2 separate regions of the Mus musculus genome follow, and region 2 is linked to region 1. Evidence: chromatin loops called from intact Hi-C (ENCODE). Cell type or tissue: left cerebral cortex. All regions are shown on one strand. Each heading gives the region's core, and the rest is flanking DNA. Links, peaks and the distances in the headings are about the cores only.

What was found. Peaks named below come from ENCODE experiments on the same cell type or tissue, not always from the same donor. Only the 100,000 strongest peaks of a DNase experiment are listed, where the experiment ranks them.
Region 2: a loop joins it to region 1, with 9 times the contacts of the local background. A loop is called at or near these places in 2 of 42 quality-filtered maps.

The regions. Positions count from the first base shown.
Region 1 is chr15:43,580,513-43,588,860 of GRCm38, forward strand. No RefSeq gene overlaps it. Among named protein-coding and RNA genes, the nearest start is that of Gm41316, 81 kb to the left of the region's middle. In left cerebral cortex, for the core only: no CTCF peak of the experiment used is centred there; DNase peaks (open chromatin) are centred at 4,964, 5,413, 6,855, 7,712 and 1 more place; H3K27ac peaks cover 2,726 bases.
Region 2 is chr15:43,344,127-43,352,474 of GRCm38, forward strand. No RefSeq gene overlaps it. Among named protein-coding and RNA genes, the nearest start is that of Gm33743, 16 kb to the right of the region's middle. In left cerebral cortex, for the core only: no CTCF peak of the experiment used is centred there; DNase peaks (open chromatin) are centred at 4,208, 4,825 and 5,197; H3K27ac peaks cover 337 bases.

The DNA of each region.
Region 1 (8,348 bases), core at 299-8,298:
TTGGCTTGTTTTCAGAATTCAAGTTACTGTCATTTATATTTGTAAAATGTGATAGAGAGTTTGTAGTGGTCATATAATGGATATGAATTATGTGTTATGAAGTTTAGCATATAGAAATTTTCAATATAAAAGAACAAGCCAAGAAAAAATTTCCATTCAACACAAACTTCAAAGTGTCCATGAGGTACCTCAATGATATGGAATGAGTTTGAAAGAAAAAATAGTTTTGTTGAAAACTTGTATCATTCTCTGTTGAGTCAAAGAACTATATAAAACACTTAATCAAATTTTTGGAACAAATGGTGTCTCTAGTTGTCTTTGTAAGCACCATGGACTAAGGAAATTCTTGGCTGGCTAACAAATTTGAAATCAACTGTATTAAGGGTCAAATAAACTGGAGTTGCAAATAGAAATAGGCAGGGTGTCTAAAAGGTCTGGTCTCGAGTATTATGACCTGATGCTGAAGGTGAAGTACTACAACTAGGTCTGAACAAAGTTAGGTAAACAGGATTATAAATTTCACTAAGATTTCAGCTAATATGAATCCCAAGTCCTGCAATGGCATCACTATCAAATGTATTTATTTTGTAAAACTCTGTATCTTTGGCAGTGGATTAATAAGTTAAAGATCACAGTTTGATTTTTCTGAGAGGTCTGTGGGATTTAAAGTAAGTACTATGTGATTTCTTAGAATATTCTCTTCACCCTCCCAAGGTAAGAATAGGAAAGATTCCATCTCACAAATAAGCATTTTAAAGATTTAATTTTATATAACAAAGTATTTAACAGTTAATGTCTATTTTAGACACTGAACTGGGTACTTAAAACCATGTGATTGAGTATGAGAAAAAAAGTGAAAATATTTTTTTTTTTAAAGTAAACAGAACCTCCTAAGTGGTGCATAGAAATGATGTCACTGAAATCTGAAAACACTCTCCAACAGTTTATGTTTATATAATAATGTCCTGCTGATGCTCTGATGCAAAAAGACAAAAAGCCTTAGAGAAAATGAGCTATTTGAACCCAAGCTGCTGAATGCATTTAAGCCCTGTAATTTTGTCAGAATATTACATCATCCAAATGGAGGAGATAAACTAGAGGTGTAAGGCATATGAAATGCAGTTTGTGTTCTTGACTCCCGAGACAGTAGATTTCAGAAGACGATAAAGTTAAAACTGCTGAAAAGAAAAGGTAAACTCCAGAGCTGCCCATGATGGGACCTGGATGGGGAGAAACCAAGGTACTGCCCTCAGCATAAAACACATGGACTTTTCTTTTTATTATTAAAAATGTAATTTTCAAAGGCTGGAGATGGACTTGTAAAGCATCTGCAAAGTGTGAATGAGGGACTGATATATATAAAATTTCTACGTTATTATTAATCAAGAAATTTCCAATTTGAAGATATTAAGCCAGGAACAAAGTAAAATTGCTTTGGCTTTGCAACAATGAGAGAAAATTTTCTCTGGGCACAAGTAATAGCAAAATCAGGAAAAATTATGAAAAAATTATACAATAAAAATCATATCTTTCTAACTAGCTTGCCTAAGAGGTAAAGGACTCTGTCAGTTCCTGAAATTGAAAGTGGAGTTGGTTTGTTCATAAAATACTGATGCTCTTTAGTCAATCAAGTTTTGGGTTGAGGGGAAAGTTGTCATTCTGTTACCTCCACTGACAATGATTTGTAGTAGGCAATTAGTCTATGCCAAATTTGCTGAGTTTTGCCCTGTGGATATCTTCAAGGGCAGGAAAGGGCAACAGCCAAGAGCTTTACCTCTGCTGCCAGACTCACAAGCTGTCAATCACCTCCCCATTATTTATGTGGGACAGTTTGCTTTATCTCATATTTCATTAGTACTGTCACAAAATAAGGATAATAGTTTTATTTCATAGTATTGCTATGAACTCTAATTGCATCAATGAAATACATAGTATCATCTTCTTGTTTTGTAGTAACTTTAAAATGTTAATTACTGCAATGATATTTTTAAAAAGTCTAGAAAACAATCCATGTGACTTAACAACAACTCTTTCCAGGAAAAAGAAATATTATGAAAGAATTCTACCTTGTATGCAATTCAGCTCCAGAAGTTTAGGGTTACTGGCTCCCAAAGTTTCAAAATTTAGTATGCAAATAATAGTGCAACTTTTAAAACTACTTAATTATGTTTATAAAATTAAATCCTATTCAGACATTTGCAGAAAATGGGAAATGTGTCAGTGTGAAATCTCAGGGTTTTCCCCCCCTCCCCTTGAGAACTGTTTGAAAATCATTGAGTTCTGCTGAATCATTTTTCTTTTCATCATACATAGTAGATGTTGTGTAGAAAACGCAGTCACCTTCCCTTTAGCTATCTAATCATCATCAGAATGTTTATTTGTTTCAGGATGGGAATCATCAGGATGTTTTTCTACTGAAACTGTTGACTTAGATGGAAGACCTACAACACTTTGAATCAACTCATAGCATTAATTAACTTTATTTTTTTGCATTGAATCTGACCATTGTGATTGAAGCTATATTATTTTTCTTTTTCTATTTTTACAATATCTACCAAAATTAGTGAATAGAAGGCAAAATTTAAATAAGCCTGGCTTACCAGTATAGTTATTCAAGAATACTTTAAGCTTTAAGTTCTGGAAAACTCCTGGAAACAAATGATAGACTGATGAGCTTTTGATATGACTTGGGTGTGAAGTGACCCCAAGAAGACTAGTGCATTGAAGGCTTGACCCTCAGCTGGTGGGTTCAGTCTCTGACAGGTGATTAGGCCACTAGAAGTCTGGTTTTATCAACACATTAATACATTGATGAATTTCTAACTCAATGGCATTATTGGGAGATGGTGAAGGGTAGGGGTGGTTGGAGACAGTACATTTAAAATGTACTATCTCTGATTTCTTCCATTTTTGCTGCTTCCTGGAAACCTGGACACCATAAATTCTAATTCATCACACCCCCATGCCCAAGCATTCTGTCTTACCACAGAAACTGGAGGTAGCTGACCATAGAGTGTTACTTCTGAAACCATGAGCCAAACTAATTCCTATCCTGAGGATATCTGGTCTGTGGTTCTACTGCAGCCAGGATCTGTGTTTATGTCCATGGCCTGTTACCACCCAGGCCATGTGGATGTCTGTGGTCTGTGTTTCCTCCACAAGCCACACTGATGTTCATGAGCTATGCTGACACCAAGGGCAATGCTGATGTGAATGGGCTGTACTGCCACATGAGGCCATGTTGATGCATTTTGCCTGTATTTTCACTGGATACAATGCTGGGGTCCATGACACAAGCTAATGCCTGAGACTATGTGGATGTCCATGGTCTGTGCTGACACCAAAAACCATGAGTAAGTTCATGATCTGTGCTCTTGCAGACTGTAAAAGGCAAGGAAGTACTTTTGTCATGGTATAGATGACAAAAGGCTCACAGTTTAGAAAGAGGGACATACAAGACTTCTGTGACAGCCTCTACTCTCCCCTCCCCACCAAGAGTAACAGCCTAGACATAAAGCCATAAAAGAGAACTCTTAAAATTGTATTAAGTATGTTAGCTCTTTACAATTGATGGCCAATTGATGGCTTAGGGCAGGGGTGCAGGAAGAACTCAGTTTTATTTAAGGGCCTGGTCACTGGGCTTTGACCATGCTTCAGTGAGTACATGAGCAACACAAATCAGACTTGTTTTTCCTTTTTCTCTTCCTCTTTCCCTTCCTCTTCCTCTTCCCCTTGCCCTTCCCCTGTCCCCCCCTCCTCTTCTCCATTTCCTCCTCTGCCACCACCTCCTCCTCTGCTACCTCCTCCTCTTTTCTCCTCCTGCTCTTCCTTCTTCTTCTGTGGGGACGTTGAGGTCACAAGATTCAGGGGCAGACCCAGAAAATCTGGGAAGTGTGTGTGTTCATGGTTCATGAGGTGAAATCACCACCCAAATAATCAATGAAAAATATGAAAAAATTACTATTTATGATAGTGGAATGACCTCATCCCTAGATGAAGACCTCTAGGCAATCAATGGTTGCTGATAGAAGGAGAATCAATTTTCTCGAGGGATGCATTTCCTGATAGGTTATTCAATCCCAAGTGGTCATTCCTAAACATATGTACATAAGAGCCATGCTAATGAAATATACATTCATTTACAGATATATGAATATATGTGTGTATAATTTGTATAATTTATATATTTATGATTTTATACACACATACATATATACATATATATTATATGGAGAGAGAGAGAGTTTGTGTGTCTGTGTTATTTAAGGAAGACAAGATTATGAATTTGAAATTGAGTGTAAAAGACATAGAAGGTGTTAGAAGGAGAAGAGGAGGCAGAAATGATGTAAATACAACACCTATAACATACTCAAAATAATAAAACATTTTAACATCGCTCATTCAAAATAATAAAATACTTTAATTATAAAAACTGGTCTTTTGGCTACTTTATTGGGTTTTTATATCTACCACCCTTCTTCACCCTTTCAACCTCTAAACACTATGTAGGTGAGAAAGAAGGTTAAGAGGGAAAGAGAGTATAGATCTCTTTAGACTACTTCTTGGTGATTAAGGACCCTATGTTCCTTGGGGCAAATCTAACCATCATCGAGATATCTTCAGTTTCTCCCTCTCTTGCTTTTGCTCATGACCAATTGACAAACCACCACAATAAGAACCAGCAGCAGCAGCTGGGGGAGCAGTAGCTGCCCCCCTCTAAGAGTTCAGATGGCAGAATTATGCCTTTGCCAGAGCACGAGACAAATCACAGTTAGCTTCTGTGGACAATCTGAAACAGCCTTATATTCCACACCAGATTAAAATGAAAGCCTAGCTCTATAACATAAATGGGGTTTTAAAGAAACACAGCCTCTCACTACACCAATAGTTCTTTGCTCCACAGTTCCACGGTACTGTGGCTAAGGCACTTGCCTTCTGAATAATTCGATTCATTTCAGGTTTGCCAGTCTTTGTCTATTTTTTTCCCTTCATGATAAATCCTTTTTCTTAACGGCTCTGTTCAGTTCTACTCCTTGGAAATTTTTCAATGTTGATTTTTCTCTTTATAGTATCCATGACATTTGCACATACCCTTTGAGGGCAAACTTGTAATATTTTTATTCCATCCTGTCTAGCTAAGCTTCCATAACATGGTTTAAGGCTCTGGAATTTGTGTGACTGCAAATATTGCTCTGCTGTCATTTTTCTGTTGAGACAAGGAACAAATACTGCTTTACTTCATTAACTCTGTAGCAGGGCAGGCTTAGTCTATGATTACTGAGTTTGCTGATGTTAACTAACATGGCATGAGTCATTCTCTGTTTTCTATAATTAACTAAGTCTACACCCACTTCTTCTGAGTTCTTTTATGGGAATCACAATTATTTTTTAGCTCACTGGAGTTTGGTATGACTTGGAAGCAGTCCGCTCTCATAGGGTTCTACGATTCAGTAAATGTCATAATCAGATGAGCACTGCTTCCTCAACATTGGGCAGGCATGAAAGAGGCATGAACGAAGCCAAGAAAACCACAGCAGTGAGGCAAGAAACATTACCCAAAGCAGATTTGTAGCACTGAAGACACTGTGTCCTGAGGTTTTATTCTTACGTAGGAAGCCAAATTTTCTTGGAAGAAACCCACTTATGGTTTTATAGCTCTGTACACTAAACAATTCTATACACACACTACCATTCTATAAACTCAATATACATTTCTATCAGGAATATAGCCTGCAAAATGTTTTTTTTTTTTGATCCAGAGTGGTTTCATCCAGAGATGTTGCTTCAGTGCTCATACCACAAATTATCTGTTTCCTGATAATTGTCATATCCTACAGACAAGTGCCTCTCCATCAGATGAGTGTAAACATAGGCAAAAGACACACAGTAATGCCCAATGACAGAACTTTTATATTTCATCTCTCTGGTTATCACAAAAGTCAATGTCTCAATTTTGTTGAATTTTATTCAGAAGTACTTTACCTACATCTTTAAAATAACCTCATGCATTTACTTTTAATAATAAAAATTTCTATGCTATTTTAAAGAAGAAATAAAATGGGATGTCAGTGAGATGGCTCAGTAGGTAAAAACCACAAACTGCCAATCCTGAAAATCCAAGTTCAATCCCAAATGGATAAGAAAGAACTGACTTCTACAAGTCGTCTTCAGACAGACAGACAGACAGACAGACAGACAGTCATGTAAATAAATAAATAAATAAATAAATAAATGCAATAATATTTTAGGTGATTTAAATAATGTATTTAAATTGAAGCAGAGCGCTCATGTAACCCAGGTTGGACTTTACCTTGCTATCCAGCCTGGGCTGAAAATTTTAATCTTTCATACCCAGTCTCTCACATTCCAATACTATAGGTCTGTACCACTATGCATAGATCCTAGGATATTGTTTTTACCAATATTATCCTACACACAAAGTACTCTGATGTCTGTTCAGGGGATAAGCAGTGTCTAAAAACAAACAGACAAACAACACCAGCACTGTTCTCCTCAACAAAACATTCTAAGATGAAACCTTGTTTTGTTTTGTTTTTTTTTCCTGCTAAGGATAAAAACACTCAGACTCTTTGGAGTTTGATGTGTTTTAGAGGTGTCTTAGTACACTGCTGGGAAATATCCAGGAGCAGCAATGCAGGTAAGGTAAAACCCCCCATGAAGTGATTATGTCATTTCCTTGTAACCATTAGAAACGTACATTGGAATGCTGAATAAGACATCCCTGGACAGCCTTTCCACCAATATTGAATTCTGATGTCCCACATTACCTGAAGCAACAAAAGGAGGAGAAGTGGCAAGAACTAATCTGCTAGCCAAGTATGTGGACTCAGGAAGGATTTGCAAGTGAGCAAAGACTCATTTTCTTTCCTAGATCAGGAACATCACCCAAGAGAATTGTAAAGTCTTCCTTTCTTTCTCTGTCTCTGCTTCTCAGTCTTGGTTTTTCTTTTGTCTTTTTTTCTCTCCTGATCTTGCTTTCTCACTCACACAGCTAACAACAAAAATACAGCTCAATCAATAATTATGTAAAAGATTTATAATATGTTTCCTTTAAATTGCATGCAACAGAAATCTTTCCACGTAACAATGAAGAAATAAGAGGCTATCAGTGTGAGCATGCTGTGATCAGTAGGTATTTCCTGGACCTAACCCACTTAAGATATGCTGCGGTTTGATGCTGTTTTGACACTAGATGGGAAGAAGAGCAGCCTCTGGAACAGTGGTTTGGTGAATGTGAGTGTTGAAGAAACCCCGTTAGCGTTAGTGTGGCAATAAAGAATGAAGATTTGTGTCCTGCATTGTAGACAGTAGCTCTACAAGTAGCTAAGACTTGAGAATAAGAACAGGAGTCTCACCAAAAGTCTCCAGAGCGAATCTTGTAGAAGAAGCCTAAATAGATTGAATGTGTGTTATGGTTTATATAAGAAATATCCTCCACAGGCTAATTTGTTTGAACACCTGCTCCCCATATGATAAAGATGTTTTGAGAGATTATGAACTCTTCCAAATGTGTGCAATACCTGGAGGACATAATATCCATCTTCAATTCTTTCCTGAGTGCTTGTGGCTCTCCTCTGCCACAGCAATGTGACCAGTGTCCTTTACAAGCAGCCTACACTCCTGCTGTTACGCCTGTCTCACATAATGTGTTTATATCTTCTGCATCTGTGAGCCAGGATATATCCTTACTTAAGTTAAACCTGCGGGGTTTAACACAGTAATCAGGAAAATGACTCACTGAGTGGGCATGAAGTGAAGCCTACTTCTCTATTCATACATCTCCATCTGCCAAACTGTCTCATCAACTGGAGTCCTTTTCACTCCAATTCTGCATTGCTGGGAATTCAACTTGCTCTTTCTATATGTAACAAAAAAATAGTAATGATGATACATGCCCTCACAATATGTTCAAGTATCATCTCTTTTATGTTGGCTTTGCTGTCTCTACTTTCCAGTGGATTTTACAAGTCAATTCCCTGTTAGCTGAGTTAATTCACACTTAAGTTTGAATAACTAATAACCTTCTTATTACTTCTTGTTAATGTCCAGAACATCTATACTTTAAGAAGAGTCCTAATATAAAAAAAATATATTTGGAACCATTTCAGACCATGAAAAAATAAAAAGAATTTAGGCAGTTTGGGGAAGATTTCCTGATGGATGAAGTCAGTAGATAACTGCTCTAGCTGTTATAAAACAAGGCAAGGTCTGTGTTGATGAACCAGCCACACTATGATAGCTTGGACTGAAAAGCCAGCCACAAAGCTTATGAAATTCCAGTTGGCAGTGAAAAAGGGCATTGTCTTTAAAAAGGAAATATCATGAAA
Region 2 (8,348 bases), core at 283-8,282, 240 kb before region 1:
CGAACCGATAAAATGCTGCTGAAACTCCCCAAAATTTTATGCATATTTGCCAGTATAAAAATGCGAACAACAAAAATATCCCTAAATCAGCAGTTCCCAACCTGTGAGTGTGTATGTGTTAGGAGGAGTCAACCAAAGGTGAGTCACCTAAGACTATTGGAAAACATAAATATTTATAATTCATACTAGTATTAAAATTACAGTTATGATGTAGCAATGAAAATAGTTTATATGTTGTCCATAGCACGAGGTTAATAACATAAAGAGATACAGCATTAATAAGGGTGAAAACCACTGCCATAGACTTTATACAAAAATGTAGTTATATATTCACTGAATTACATAGAATGATTTATATTATATGAGGACAGTTTTGAGCAGCTGTATGAAATATACTCTACAGTTATCCTATTGAAGGATGGCTGAGAGGAGACTCTCTTGCCTCTCACTGTGTTAACTATACACATCCAGATTTATATGTAACTCGAAAATAGCTAAGCCAGTTCCCACAAGTATTGTAGCAATAATTCCCTAATGAAGAAAACAAGACTTTATTGTCATGGAAACGAATCCTGTCACATTATACTTTTGAACAACTGGTTGTCAGAGCAACAACTGGGCTGAAACTACATTCAAAAGGAAAAGATGCCTAAAACAGTCTTATGATGTTTAGGAAAAGAAAACATGACTGCAGGCATACATTTTTTTTTTGCAATCTACTTTTAATAAGTGTTCAACTTGCCGGGCGTAGTGGCACACGCCTTTAATCCCAGCACTCGGGAGGCAGAGGCAGGCAGATTTCTGAGTTTGAGGCCAGCCTGGTCTACAAAGTGAGTTCCAGGACAGCCAGGGCTATACAGAGAAAACCTGTCTCAAAAAACATAAATAAATAAATAAATAAATAAATAAGGGTTCAACTTTTTCTCTATTCTATTACCCAGCAAAGGTAGTGGAAGAGAAACGTTATTAGCATATGGGGGAAGTGGCCTGTTCAGCAATAGTTCTTTGTGGTCGAGCTTGATCTTCTTCTTCTTTTTTTTTTTTTTTTTCATTTTTTATTAGGTATTTAGCTCATTTACATTTCCAATGCTATACCAAAAGTCCCCCATACCCACCCACCCCCACTCCCCTACCCACCCACTCCCCCTTTTTGGCCCTGGCGTTCCCCTATACTGGGGCATATAAAGTTTGCGTGTCCAATGGGCCTCTCTTTCCAGTGATGGCTGACTAGGCCATCTTTTGATATATATGCAGCTAGAGTCAAGAGCTCCGGGGTACTGGTTAGTTCATAATGTTGTTCCACCTATAGGGTTGCAGATCCCTTTAGCTCCTTGGGTACTTTCTCTAGCTCCTCCATTGGGATCCCTGTGATCCATCCATTAGCTGACTGTGAGCATCCACTTCTGTGTTTGCTAGGCCCCGACATAGTCTCACAAGAGACAGCTACATCTGGGTCCTTTCGATAAAATCTTGCTAGTGTATGCAATGGTGTCAGCGTTTGGGTGCTGATTATGGGGTGGATCCCTGGATATGGCAGTCTCTACATGGTCCATCCTTTCGTCTCAGCTCCATACTTTGTCTCTGTAACTCCTTCCATGGGTGTTTTGTTCCCACTTCTAAGGAGGGGCATAGTGTCCACACTTCAGTCTTCATTTTTCTTGAGTGTCATGTGTTTAGCAAATTGTATCTTATATCTTGGGTATCCTAGGTTTTGGGCTAATATCCACTTATCAGTGAGTACATATTGTGTGAGTTCCTTTGTGAATGTGTTACCTCACTCAGGATGATGCCCTCCAGGTCCATCCATTTGGCTAGGAATTTCATAAATTCATTCTTTTTAATAGCTGAGTAGTACTCCATTGTGTAGATGTACCACATTTTCTGTATCCATTCCTCTGTTGAGGGGCATCTGGGTTCTTTCCAGCTTCTGGCTATTATAAATAAGGCTGCTATGAACATAGTGGAGCATGTGTCCTTCTTACCAGTTGGGGTATCTTCTGGATATATGCCCAGGAGAGGTATTGCTGGATCCTCCGGTAGTGAGTTTGATCTTCTTTCTCAGCAGTTCAGTCCTATAACAAACAACAAATATGACTCAGCAGCTGCATTCCAGTTATCAAGTTTGGCAGACACCACACATGAACCAGCAGCTGTAGTTCAATCCTGAAGGAACCCCAAGGCTTGCCAACTGGCCTGAGGTAAGGCTGCAGAGTGCCAAGCTTCCATAGGTACTTCACAAGGAGTTCTTGGGTAAGTTTCTTTCAATGGTGGCATTATCACAAGTTGAGTTCAACAATGTTACCTTAGGCGAACCAATACATGTGTGTCATTAGAGAAGAGTAGTGAGGTGGAGCAAACCAAACCAATGCTCAGTTCTTGTCTCCCACTGTTTGTGGGGTCATATTTATACTCCTATATCATGGGTCCTTTTACATGTTTTCTATATCAATGTATCTTTTCACTTGCGTGCCTCAGCAAAACATCATTTGACATAACTAACTTTGCAAAGAACCTAGAAGTTTCTACTTCATACAACATGATGCATCGATGTGGTTACCTCCAACTAGAGAGCTAAGGTGATACAAGAATACTTAGAGTATGTTAAGGTGACCATAAGAGTGGCTAATTCTGATTAACTATTTTGTGTTTGAGTGAAGAAGGGATAAGATATAGCTAATCTGGAGTGTGTGAAAAACTGGTTACATGCCTTTGGGCATATGTTTTAAGAATATAAGGAGTATCTACTGTATATCAGAGATGCTTTTTCTTTGCGGTAAACCACTAGTGTTAAATGAAGAAATGACATGGTTGCTCAAGGTGCTGAGAATGCATGATTGTTGTGTGCATAGGTATAAACAGGATATCTGGACCATCTCTTCTAAGACTCTGGGAACACAGTGGAAGAATGTAAGGGCTTGAAGTTAGGGAGAAGGGATGAAAATGCTATCTTTTGGGTATGAAATAGCCATTGTAACCAGGAAATCACCAGGGATACTGGTACCCACATGGCCTTCAACACTTTAACAAAATTGGGCCAGTGTATTAGATTAGTCAGGGCTCTCTAGAGTTATAGAACTTATGAAATGAATATATATATATTCATATTCATATATATTCACACACACACATATACATATATATATACATATATATATATATATACATATATATATATTTTTTATTTGAATGACTTAGAGGCTGTAGTCCAGCTAATCCAATAGTAGCCAGCTGTGAATGGGAGGTCCAAGAATCTAGTAGTTACTTAGTCCTATGAGGCTGGGTGGTTCAGTTGGTCTTCTGTATAAGCTGGAATTCTGAAAGGAAGACTCTAGTAGATGTGCTGGCAAGTAAATGCAAATAGATGAAAAATTCTTCCTTCCATTGTCCTTATGTAGGCCTCCAGCAGAAGATATGGCCCAGATTAACAAAATGCCTCAAGATCTGGGTCACAGGTGTGCCATCCATTTTTGTACTGTATTTTCTTCCAGATATAGTCAAGTTGACAACTGGGAATAGCCTCACAGCCTTTTGGTGACAGGTCACAGATGGAGGCCTTACCCTTACCTTCTGAAATATTGACTACTGCTTAATTCTTGGGAAAGTAGAGTCATTATCTTTATCTGTGTACCCACTGGTGAGCCTACTAGGAACAACTGGATCATTCCAAACCCTTGGTTACACAAATGGTTCTGGTTAAACCCAGTGGATCACAAAACAAAAATATAGGATAATTAGATTTCTCTGTGCATAAAGGCACTTGCTGCCAAGGCTCACCAATTTCTATCACTGGGTATCCACATGGCAGAAGGAGAGAACTATCTCTCACAAGTTTCCCTCTGCTTTCTATATGGGCTAAAGGGCACGCATGTTTCTCCTCACTCCCATGAATAAAAAATGTAATTTAAATTATAAAAACAAATAGACATGAACACAGGGAAAGAATGTGCGTGGAGGAAGGAAGGGTTGACAGGGTAGGAGTGTGTAAGAAAGGCAGGGGCAAGTGTAGTCAGGATGTGTTAGATACTTGTATGAAATTGTCAATGAAGAAGTGCAATTAATAAAAAGCAATGTACTGAGTATACATGTGACAAGGAAGCCAAGACTGTACTACAGAAAAAGAATTATAGTAAGTTCTAGTATGAAACGCTTTTAAGCCAAAGTTCTAGCAGAACTAGCAGAACAAATAGCTTGGAAGGAGTGGAGGTGTTGATTCTTTTTGGCTCTGTGAGTAAGAAGCAGGAGGTTTGGGAGGCAGCATTTTTAATTAGGAAGAAAACAGAAAAGTGTTTGCAAAAAGGTTCTGTTACATACCTTGGCTAGTTTGAGAGTAAAATATCCTCTACAAGGGGTTGCAAACCAAATTATCACCTTTCAATCCTAATGTGGTAAAGTGGAGCCTCCTTCTCCAGTTAAACCATTTCTGCAGTGGAAAGTTCAGTTTGATGCTGTTATCACAAACCTTCAGAGCCTGGAAACAAAGGTGCTTGCAAAAGCCCTTGGTAAACATAAATTAATAAAAACTCCAGCAAGTGTCTCTGAAGTAGGAGATGTGTTTTGTGTAAAACCTCACAGAGTGGTTTCTTGATACATTAAAATGTTTTTCTCTTATTAGCAACAGTTCCATGGTTGGCCTGATTCACTTGATATCGATGATCTACACTATAATAAAATTTAAGCAGAGAAACTTGAAACCGTCTGAATTAGGAACCACAGCTTCACTGGGGCCTAATGTATCATATTGCAGCATAGCATTCTAATATACATAATTTCCTAAATCATGCATTGACTTTGGGGAGTACTTAAATATTCAGCTCACTTCTGTCAGTGTCCAAAATATACTTAGCAACATAATGTCCTGCATGTGAGTCATAGAAAAGCTTCCTTACCCAGACTTTTCTAGCAGAAATAGAAAATAAAGCAGGGAATATATATATTTACATATATACATATTGCTGGCAGAAAACTTTCCAGAACCTTGTTACAAGACACAAAAATAAAAAGACTCAATATTTCTTGATGTTAACCTAGGTAGTATTTTGACCCATATAATCATCAAAACATATTTGCCAGTGCAGGATTTTCTTATTTTCTTGGTACTTTTAAGGATGATAAGCTCAAAGAAGTTGTTGAGCTGGAGAAGGCATAGAGAATGGAGCATAGTCCTGTCTTTGATCTATCATTCACCTGCCTGGTACTCCGTGTCTGAGTACAAATGCAGAAGGCTGAGAGTCCCATGGCATTGTTCCATCATAGACGATTGTTTGAGTGCTGCCAAAGAGGGCACACATTTGAGAACTGACCACATCATGACTGCTTTCTGAAAGGCATGAAGGGGATTATTAAATCAGCATTGGTTCTTGCTGTCATTAACAGAGACTGAAGGAGCCATCTGATAACTTATTACCCATAAACTCCTGAATAGTAGAGAAGGTCTGGATTTGATATATAATTTATACCTGGTTTGAATAAATATTACACAAAAGTCAAGCCATGGTAGTAAGTTAGGTTTTATTTGGGAAATTTTGCTTTCTCTAGACAGAAGAGTCAAGCTCCCAAATTACTCCAATCATGTTTGAAATAAACCAATGCCCATGTTAATACAGTTCTTTATTTATTTGATATAACTACAAAAGAAAAATGTTTTACAGTTGCTCATTTCTACAGTGAAACTTGGTGTACTGGCTAGTTTTGTGTCAACTTGACACAGGCTGGAGTTATTACAGAGAAAGGAGCTTCAGTTGAGGAAATGCCTCCATGATATCCAGCTGTAAGGCATTTTCTCAATTAGTGATCAAGGGGGGAGGTCCCCTTGTGGGTGTGCCATCTCTGGGCTGGTAGTCTTGGTTCTATAAGAGATCAGGCTGAGCCAGCCAGGGGAAGCAAGTCAGTAATAAATCCCTCCATGGCCTCTGCATCAGCTCCTGCTTTCTGACCTGTTTGAGTTCCGGTCCTGATTTCCTTGGTAATGAACAGCAGTATGGAAGTGTAAGCTGAATAAACCCTTTCCTCCCCAACTGCTTCTTGGTCATGATGTTTGTGCAGGAACAACTAAGACATTTGGTTTGGCTTGCTGTCTAAGTGGCAAATGATTTGGACACAAATATCTTCAGTTGGATTCAAGAATAAAGCTTTCTATTTTCTCTTTGACATTATAAGTTTGAGGAGTGCTTTGTGTTGTTAGGCTGACAATTTTAGAAGTTACAACAAGGAAGAAATTGTAACCTGCAGTTTTACTGGAAGACAAAGGGAAATAGATGCGTTCATTTTCAAAAGTGTGAAATATGTCAAAGGACAGAAACCTGTTATTTTTGAAGCTAAAGTGCTAGCTTCATATAATTTCACAGGCATTTTGGAATTAATTTTAATTCAATAGGGAGTCAATGACTATATAAGAAAAGGAAGATGTGACTCCCTCAATTATTAATCAAGACAGTATTTTTAATTAATTATTATTTTTTACTTATTCACTTTACAGCCTGCTCATAGCCTGCACACAGCCCCTGTCCTGGTTGTCAACTTGAGTATATTTGGGATGAGCTACAATCCAGAATTGGAAGGCTCACCTATGATCCAGATATTGAGGCTGAAAGACACAAGTTTCTGACTAGAAACTTGGCATGGAAATTTTGAAGCATAGTGGCCATGAAAAGCTTAGGCTGAGGCAAGGTAGTACATGTCTTCATTCCTGAAGCAAGATCTCTGAGTTCAAGGTCATACTGTGACAAGCAATTCCAAGATCTAGGAGTGGTGGTACAAACCTTTAATCTGGACACACCTTCTGGCTGAAGGCCTACATAAGGACACTGGAAGAAGGAAGAATCACTGTTCTTTGCCTTCTTGCACTTACTAGCTAGCACATCTGTTGGAACCTACCTTAGGATTCCACTGAAACAACTAGCCTCATGGGACTGAACAAGTACTAGATTCTTGGACTTCCAATTCACAGCTGACCATTGTTGGGTTAGTTGGACTACAGACTGTAAGTCATCACAATAAATTCCCTCAATATAGAGAAACATTCCATAAGTTTTGTGACTCTAGAGAACCCTGACTAATACAGACTGGTTATTGGTTGGCCATTCCCTCAGTTTCTGCTCCATCCCCTGTGCCTGCATTTCTTGTAGACAGGATACATTTTGGGTTGAAAGTTTTGTGGGTAGGTTGATGTCTTTATTGTGTCACTGGGGTTCCTGCCTGGTTCAGAATCAGGTATAGGGAAGAACAAGAATAATTGCTAGCTGTCCATGAAAATGAATGGAAATCTGCAGCTGATGGGGATGAGGAGGTGGGGGGCATGGGGAAGTTCACTGTAATTAAAGAATATAAAGCACATGGATGCTGAGAAGACAGAAAAATGCAGTATCCTTAAAGGCAGCATCTGGCAATTTTCACAATGCATTAATGGAAAGAAACACCCTTGAAAAGATTCCGAAGGACTGGAGCTATAGATTACTTAGTAAATGTCTTCCCTTACAAGCACAAAGACCTGAGGTTTGATCCTCTAGAAACTATATTTTTAAAAGTTGAGTATGATATTGTTGTATGTTTATAATCCCAGAGCAGGAAGACAGAAACAGGAGGATCTCTGTGCGACACTGGCCAGCCTAGCTATACTACTTAGTAAGCTAAAGGATAGTGAAAGACCCTGTCCCAAACCAATGTGGATGACATATGAGAAATGACAGCTGAGATTAAAATTTGGCTTCCACATCCATGCACATATATCTCACCTGCTCATGCATACACACACACACACACACACACACACACACACACAGAAAAGTAAATTTCTAAAACTTTGGCATATAAAACTTTTTTTGAATAGGTTATAAAGTATGTTTTCAGAGACCTTGTTCTAATGAGTCTTAAATGATTATGTAAAAGAACTTTATTTTTTGTTTTGTTTTGTTTTTTAGACTTGGGTGTTTATTTAAATCTATTTCTTCCAGCAACTCCTGTGTAGTCAGGTAGCGCCTTGTTCTATTTTTAACATGAGTGGAAATCCCTTTAATTGTAGTTATTCACTTCTACTAATAAACTTTGGCTTTTAATAAGAGCAGTGAGCTCTCTTAATTTTGTGTTTTTTATACCCAAGCACATAAAAAGTGGTATAAAAATATTTCTTGAGGGAATAAATAAAAACACAATGTCAGTAAAAACATGTTATACTTCTTAATTATATACATATTCTCTTAAAAGTATGCAGTTGCAAGAGATATAGTCAATATATATGATTTTTAAATTATCTCTGTTGATAAACAGTTCCAGGACTATGCATTAGTAATTATTATTCATTTATTGAATCAGTTATTAGTTTCATACTCATTGAAGTCAGATTTTCATCTCTC